2 separate regions of the Homo sapiens genome follow, and region 1 is linked to region 2. A link is an interaction called in ENCODE POLR2A ChIA-PET data of the cell type or tissue named here. Cell type or tissue: B cell. All regions are shown on one strand.

The links. ChIA-PET counts read pairs that join two places held together with the same protein. Peaks named below come from ENCODE experiments on the same cell type or tissue, not always from the same donor. Only the 100,000 strongest peaks of a DNase experiment are listed, where the experiment ranks them.
Region 1: POLR2A ChIA-PET joins it to region 2 with 8 read pairs; 4 of 35 experiments call an interaction of 5 or more read pairs at or near these places.

The regions. Positions count from the first base shown.
Region 1 is chr2:33,468,790-33,472,789 of GRCh38, forward strand. It overlaps a transcript of RASGRP3 not described here. Among named protein-coding and RNA genes, the nearest start is that of RASGRP3, 5.9 kb to the right of the region's middle. In B cell, no CTCF peak of the experiment used is centred here; no DNase peak of the experiment used is centred here.
Region 2 is chr2:33,552,643-33,556,642 of GRCh38, forward strand. RASGRP3 (RAS guanyl releasing protein 3) reads left to right here. Exons shown (of 18, transcript NM_001139488.2): 15 at 2,889-2,925. RASGRP3-AS1 (RASGRP3 antisense RNA 1) reads right to left here. Exons shown (of 4, transcript NR_146505.1): 4 at 2,403-2,672. Among named protein-coding and RNA genes, the nearest start is that of RASGRP3-AS1, 15 kb to the right of the region's middle. In B cell, no CTCF peak of the experiment used is centred here; no DNase peak of the experiment used is centred here; H3K27ac peaks cover 2,546 bases.

The sequences.
Region 1 (4,000 bases), 84 kb before region 2:
AATATTTTCTTAGTATAAGTAATGCTGCGTGAAATATCCTTATACATATGCAATCCATATTCTTTTCTTAGGATATATTTCTAGAACAGGAACTGCTGAGTTAAAGGGTATTCACATTTTAAAAAGCTTTTGACATACATTACAAAATTATCTTCCTCCTATGTTGTACGATTTATATTCTTTCTGGTAGAGTATGAAGGTGCCATTTTCCAAACCTCCTGCCAACACTGAGAATTTTCGTTTTTTCATCTTTGTCAAGTTTATAGATAATAAATTGTATCTTATCGTTGTTTAATGTATACTCCTTTTTTAGGGAAGCTGACTTTTTCATGTGTAGATTGGTCATTTATGTTTCTTCCCTTGTGAACTATTTATTAATATCCAGTTGTTAATTGTAAATGCTATTTATATGTTAAGACCATTAACCCTTTACCATACGTATTTCACTTTTGAATCTCATTTTATTATTTGTAGGTTAATTTTGATTACCGTTGGATTATATTTTACATATATGTTTTATATTTTATGGTTTAAATCGTGAACTTTTATCTTTATAGCTCCTTCTGTTGTGACTGTGATTGAAACGTTTTCAGGACAAAAGTATTTAATCATGATTAAAACAATTTTAAGATTATAAAACCAATCATGTGATTCTCTTCAAGTTTGTATGTGATTTTTTTTTTTTTTTTGACATGGAGTCTCATTCTGTTACCCAGGCTGAGTGCAGTGGCGCGATCTTGACTCACTGCAACCTCCACCTCCTGGGCTCAAGTGATTCTCCTGCCTCAGCCTCCCTAGTAGCTGAGACTACAGATATGGGCCACCATGCCCAGCTAATTTTTTATATTTTTGGTAGAGAAGGGGTTTCACCATGTTGCCCAGGCTGGTCTCAAACTCCTGACCTTAGATGATCTGCCCACCTCGGCCTCCCAAAGTGCTGGGTTTACAGGCATGAGCCACCGTGCTGCTGTACAGCGTTTTTATGTTTAACTCTTTAGTCTAACATGCTTTTACTTTGTGTATGGCATGAAGTAATGATTGCATCTTAATTTTTCCGAATAGTTAATGATTTAACCTGTTTTTGAATAGTTTATTCTTTTCCCACTGGGTTTAAAAACCATATTGAACAAATACAATAAACATTTTACTGTAGTTCTTCTATGTGTATTTCTGGGCTTTTGGCTCTGTTCCATTGCTCTAGTTCTTTTGGCACTAGTACCAAACTTTAAATTCACGTTATTTTTAGCCTATTTAGTACCTAATATCTCCCTTGTGGTTCTTTTCTAAAATTTTCTTTACCATTCTCAGTTTTTTATTCTTTAAAATAAACTTGAGGATTTTTGACCTGTTTGAAAAATTTATTTGGGATTTTAAGCAAAATTTGATTATATTTATAAATTAATTTGAGGGAGAATTAATATATTTACAATGTTAAGTTTTCCAGTACAGAAAAACTTTCCAATACAGAAATGTATCAAACTGTTTTTAATTTTCTCAGTAAAGTTACATTTTTAAATAGGTTATTCACTTTTTTTATTCCTAGAAATGTTATTGTTGTTGTTGCTATTATAAATAATACTATAACTAAGAATTTTTTTTTTTTTTTTTGAGATGGAGTCTCACTCTGTTGCCCAGGCTGGAGTGCAGTGGCGCGATCTCAGCTCACTGCAAGCTCCGCCTGACGGGTTCACGCCATTTTCCTGCCTCAGCCTCCCGAGTAGCTGGGACTACAGGCGCCCGCCACCATGCCCGGCTAATTTTTTGTATTTTTAGTAGAGACAGGGTTTCACCGTGTTAGCCAGGATAGTCTCGATCTCCTGACCTTGTGATCCACCCTCCTCGGCCTCCCAAAGTGCTGGGATTATGGGTGTGAGCCACCACGCCCGGCCAAGAATTATTTTCTATTATGTTTTCTAAGTTTTTGTGGGTTATATGGAAAATTTCATATATTTCTGTATAATTGTTCCGTGGCCAGAACAATTAATTTTGTATACTTATTTTGTATATTTATTTGTAACTGTTCACCTCACTTTTTAATTATTTAGAAGCAAATTTTAGTTTGTTCTATTGAGAAAATGAATATTACTCAATCTGCAGGTTGAATACTTTTGTCTCCATTTTTCTCATAAAATTCTTCTTTAGTTTCTTTTTCTTGCCTGGTTGCAGTGGCTCAAATGTCTAGAACAGTGTTAAATGGATGGTAGTGATAATGAGCATGCTTTTCTTGTTTCTGATTTTAACATTAATACTTCCAGTATTTTACCATTAAGTATGATGCCTATGTTTGATTTGAGATTTGAATTAACATGAGTATCATGTTAAGAATCAGTCTTTTAATTTTGTTTTATTAATTAAAAAATTGATATTGAATTTTATCAAATGATTTTTCAAGATTATTGTGGCAATCCAAAAGTTTTTCTCTGTTGCCCAGTCTGGAGTGCAGTGGTGTGATCATACCTTACTGCAGCTTTGATCCCCTAGGCTCAAGTGATCCTCCTGCCTCATCCTCCCAGGTTGGTAGGACTATAGGCATCTGCCATCACACTGGGCTATTTTTTTTTTTTTTTTTTTTTGTAGAGATGGAGTCTCGCTATGTTGCCCCTGCTGATCTCAAACTCCTGGCTTCAGGTGATCCTGCCACCTTGGCCTCCCAAAGCACTGGGGTTACAGGGGTGAGCCACTATTCCCAGCCTTATTTTTTACATCTTTAGGGCAACCTATGTTTACGTATGAAGTTAGTCTGTGGTTTTCTTTATTATGCTTTATCAGTTTTTTTTTTTAAGACAGGGTATTATGTTAGCTTTCTGTTACTTTTGTCCACTTGAACACTTCATATACCATGGGAGTTAATTCTGCTTGAAGCTCAGTTAGAACTTGATTGTGTAAGTAATCTGAACTAAGAGCTTTTTTTGGAAATAATTCCTTATTAACTTTTACATTTTTCCATGGTTACTGATCTGTTGTTTTTTGACTTCTTCCTGGGTCAGTTTGCTTCTAATTATTATTTTGGCTATGTCTCCCAATATTTGATATGTGGTATTCTCATCACTGAAACCTTCTAAGCATTCATTCTGTAATTGTGTTTTTAATTTATTCTCCAATCAATGATTTTTTTTTTTAAGAACTCTAAAGTTTCCCCAAGAGCGTGGGGTCTTTTTGACTTACACTTTTGTAATTAATGTATAGTTTTATTACAGTGTGATCACAGAATATGGCCAATTTCTTTTGGAAAGAAATTACTTACAATTTTTTTTTGGTAGCCTAATATAAAATCAAGTTTTGCAAACTTTTCTTATATTTTTTTCTTAATGGGCTAGACAGAAGATCCTTCTCTTTAATTATTCATTTATTCATCGAGGATTGTTTCCACCATGTGTCTCATACATGCCAGGCATTGTATTAGGCATTGCAGGATATAAAATAAGTCATAAGCTTTGTCTTAGATTGGTAAAGTTTGGATGGAACACAGACACATGTAGACCTAATTATAATACAGAAAGAAATGCAACCGCAGCGAAATGTACAAAAGCAGCAGGCAGCTAGAGTGGGAGTGAAGCCCTGAAGGTTCTGGGAATACAAAGTTGCCTACGATGGCCCGGAGGGGCTTTCAGTCCTAGCGTGTAAAACATACATTGAGATCAGAGACAGGCTTTTTGGAGGCAAGGTGATTAATTAGGAAATCACCGCAGACCTTCAGTAATAAATCAGAACATATGAGGGGCGGTAAGAGTGCAAGATGAGAAGAGAGGATTTTCACACCTAAGGGGCAGATAGCGGAAGAGAAGCCCAGACCTGAGGATGAAGGAGGTAGTAGTAAAATTTTATAGACGCCATGGGAGAGCTTTTCAAGGGGTGGTTGGTCAGTTGGGACAAATAGAGCCAAAAGGTCAAGTAAGATGGCTCACGCCTGTAATCCCAGCACTTTGGGAGGCTGAGGCGGGCAGATCACGAGGTCAGGTGTTCGGGACCATCCTGGCCAACATGGTGAAACCCCGTCTCT
Region 2 (4,000 bases):
TAAAATAAATTCCATTTTAAGTTTAAGGAAGACAAACAGACTTGCTCTGCAGAAGATTTACTTTAGAATTAGAATTCCAGAACTGAAAGAGTGTTAGTAATTCCCTTATTTTGTAGATGAAGAAACTGAGGTCTGGAGAAGTTAAGTGACTTCCCCCAAGGTCACACAGATCATTAGCAGCAAAACCATGAGTCACACCCAGGTCTCCTGACTCTCAGTCCAGTGTGCCTTACACCACAATTACTCCAAATATGACAGCAGCCGGTGGTCTCAAATCAAAGGACTGTGGGAAATACTCCTGCATACCCATCCACATGAGTTCATCCTCTACTGTTCTTGGCAGGCACACTGACCCAGTGCCTCTTCCTAGCTACTGTTTGTTCCTGGCTATTAAGTAAGCATTAGCAAACCTACCTCCCCACCCCCACCCCCAGCACCCTTGCTTGACTGTATCTTTTTCAGCAGTTCCTGCAGCAATGCTAATAATGTAACATATCTGGATATTAGGATGTCTCTTCTTAAATCTTATCCTTTCTTGTCCCACCTCAGTGCCTTTGCTCACACAACAGTATGCAGGGGCAATGGCTTCCTGTCTTTCCCTCAAGTGACACATTCTTCTTTCCCTCACTAGCTATGAGACCTTGCCAAGGGACTTTACCTCTCTGTAGGTCAGTCTCCTCATCTGTAAAAATGAGAAAAATATTATTACCTACACCATAAGGACATCATGAGCAATTAAATAAGCTAATATGTATAAAGAGCCTAACTGTGCCTTTCACATAGCAAGAGTTCAAGAAATGTTAACTATCATCATTATTATTGCTATTATCATTACCAAGGGCTCCAGAGAAAGAATTTCCAGGTTGTGGGAGATTGCAAATTATCTAACTTCCTGGATCATCACATTCACCTTTTACAAAAGAGAAGCAAACTAGATTATCATAAAGATCAAGCTGTGATGATCCTGGCCACCACTGCCCTTTTCTGGATCATGCCCCTCTCTCTTCCAGCCATCCTTGCTTCTACTTAGTTGTCAGATAATCCTTCCTGTCCCTAAGACAAAATACTGCTCTGTCCTAGGAGACATTTGCATTTTATTTATTTATTATTATTATTTTTTCTTTGAGATAGAATCTCTCTCTGTCGCCTGCAGTGGCGCGATCTTGGCTCACTGCAACCTCTACCTCCTGGGTTCAAGTGATTCTCCTGCCTCAGTCTCCTGAATAGCTGGGACTATAGGCACACACCACCATGCCCAGCTAATTTTTGTATTTTTAGTAGTGACGGGGTTTCACCATGTTGGCCAGGATGGTCTTGATCTCTTGAGCTCATGATCCGCCCGCCTCGGCCTCCGAAAGTGCTGGGATTACAGGCGTGAGCCACCGCGCCCGGCTGACATTTGCATTTTAATATGTATTCTGAAGGACCAAATAGCTGTTAAGGCTCAAAGGAATCCTTGAGTTTTCTACTTGTGGAAGTTCCTTGTCAAAAAGAAGTAAGGAGCAGTCTTTGTATACTCTTGAGTCACTTCACATTGGCTGTGACTTACTCTTCTGGAAGAGCGGGCCATGCTGCCCACATGTGGGGGCATTGTTCACTTATAATACATTGTGAACATTGTGAACGGCACCCCCATCAGTCCCAGTGGGCCCTGCTTTTTCAACATTATTTTATTAAGTAGATAATAGCCACCTAACCCAAACACAAAGAGGTTAGCAATAGTTCTTCTCCAACTTGAGCTAAGCCCATTTAATTACCCATACTGTATGCCTCTGGTGAATCTGTCACCCCATGCAAGAGGTGTGGGGAGGCACAGAAGGGCATGGCAAGGCCCTCTTCTTTTTTTTTGAGATGGACTCTTGCTCTGTTGCCCAGGCTGGAGTGCAGTGGTGCGGTCTCAGCTCACTGCAAGCTCCGCCTCCTGAGTTCATGCCATTCTCCTGCCTCAGCCTCCCAAGTAGCTGGGACCACAGGCGCCCACCATCATGACCAGCTAATTTTTTTGTATTTTTAGTAGAGACGGGGTTTCACCATATTAGCCAGGATGGTCTCGATCTCCTGACCTCGTGATCTGCTCTTCTCGGCCTCCAAAAGTGCTGGGATTACAGGTGTGAGCCACCGCGCCTGGCCAGGCCCTCTTCTTTATGGTGTTTAGAAGGAGTCTGTCTGGAGAGCGAAGACACCACCACCAGGATGTCCCTGAACCCCCTGGGCAAACGCTCCCTCGTGGAACTGCAGGCCCTCACATCTCCCCTCAGGGATTTGTCACTTCCTACTTGTTAACCACGAGGATGTCACAGACTCCTTGCTTGGCAGAATCTGAGCTTTTTCGACATCTCCTACAACCCTGGCACAGGCCAAACATAGAGCAAATGTGGAGAATGAAGACATGAATAACTAAGATCATTTCCTCTTCTGTATTTTTCCACGGGACAAATACTACTCAGAAAATAGCCTAGCAAAATCCAAATGCTTTCACATGAGGTGCGCTTCTTCCATTGCTTCATTTCCTGTAGTGGGCGCTAAGAGCAGCTAGTGTCATTAAAAAGAGAGAGCCAGGGGCTCCCAAAGACCAAGTGGCCATCTCCTCTGTACATTTTGCTGAGAGCGCATCAGGCCAAAGTCTGGTGCATCAAACTTTAGTAGTTTCCCATCCCGGCTCCCAGTTGGCTCTGAGAAAGAAAAGGGAAAGGAAACTCATGTTATCACCACAGCTGGAAGGGGCCGGGAGAGGGTTCTTCTATCTGGCAGGAAGGGTGTTAAAAGTGGCTACATCCTGTTTGTGCCTGGCCAGTCCTGAAGCTTCCCAGGACTTCCTTTTCAGTGGCCTTGTTTTCCTTCCAGATCTATCCTCAGATTCCCTGACATTCCTTTGTCTTTTGTTACAGCTCTGGGGCATAATCAAGCAAGGATACAAATGCAAAGGTAAATCAATGTTATTTTGTTACAATTTTTAAAATGTGACATTTTGGGTAAGAATCAAATTTGTCTGGTTAAACTACAAAAGCTCTTGCCATTATTCGGAATTTCAGTCTTTTGGGTCAACGGCAACTGAGAATGATTGCCTCTGAGGAGGAGTTTCTGGAGTTTTGGAGAGCTAAAATTGGAATTTTATAGCTTGTTACAAACCACTCTTATCAACACACATAAATCTAGTTCTTTGGAATCAGCAGCATCCAGTTAAGGTGGGAATTCTGAGTGGGACAAGCCTAGCTAAAATACTGAATATAAGAACTTCTTCCTTCAAAGAAAAACACCTACACACTATTTCTCTAATGCACAGGCACTTCTTCCCACTCACACTTAGCTATTCCTTTCTCTACTAAATCACATAGATGGTGACAAAAAACGAGGAGAAAACTTAAAACGTAATTTTGTCCTTTTCAATGAATGCTTTCCTCTATCTTTCCCATTTAATTAAGTTTATAAACAATTGAATCAAATATATTTGACAAATGCAATATGCATGTATACTAAGCATTTAGGAATGTGTTGCTACTTGTACATATATGATCAAGTATACATTACTGTTGTTTAAGAAGTTGCTGGACACTTTATGTGGACAGTTTATATGGTTCTTCTAATAATCTTTTTTTTTTTTTTTTTTTTTTTTTTTGAGACGGAGTCTCGCTCTGTCGCCCAGGCCGGACTGCGGACTGCAGTGGCGCAATCTCGGCTCACTGCAAGCTCCGCTTCCCGGGTTCACGCCATTCTCCTGCCTCAGCCTCCCGAGTAGCTGGGACTACAGGCGCCCGCCACCGCGCCCGGCTAATTTTTTGTATTTTTAGTAGAGACGGGGTTTCACCTTGTTAGCCAGGATGGTCTCGATCTCCTGACCTCATGATCCACCCGCCTCGGCCTCCCAAAGTGCTGGGATTACAGGCGTGAGCCACCGCGCCCGGCCTCTTCTAATAATCTTATAAAGCTTTTGAAAAAATATAATAAAACTACAAAAAGAAACATCTTAATCACAGAATACCTTCAGATGAATGTTGTTCCC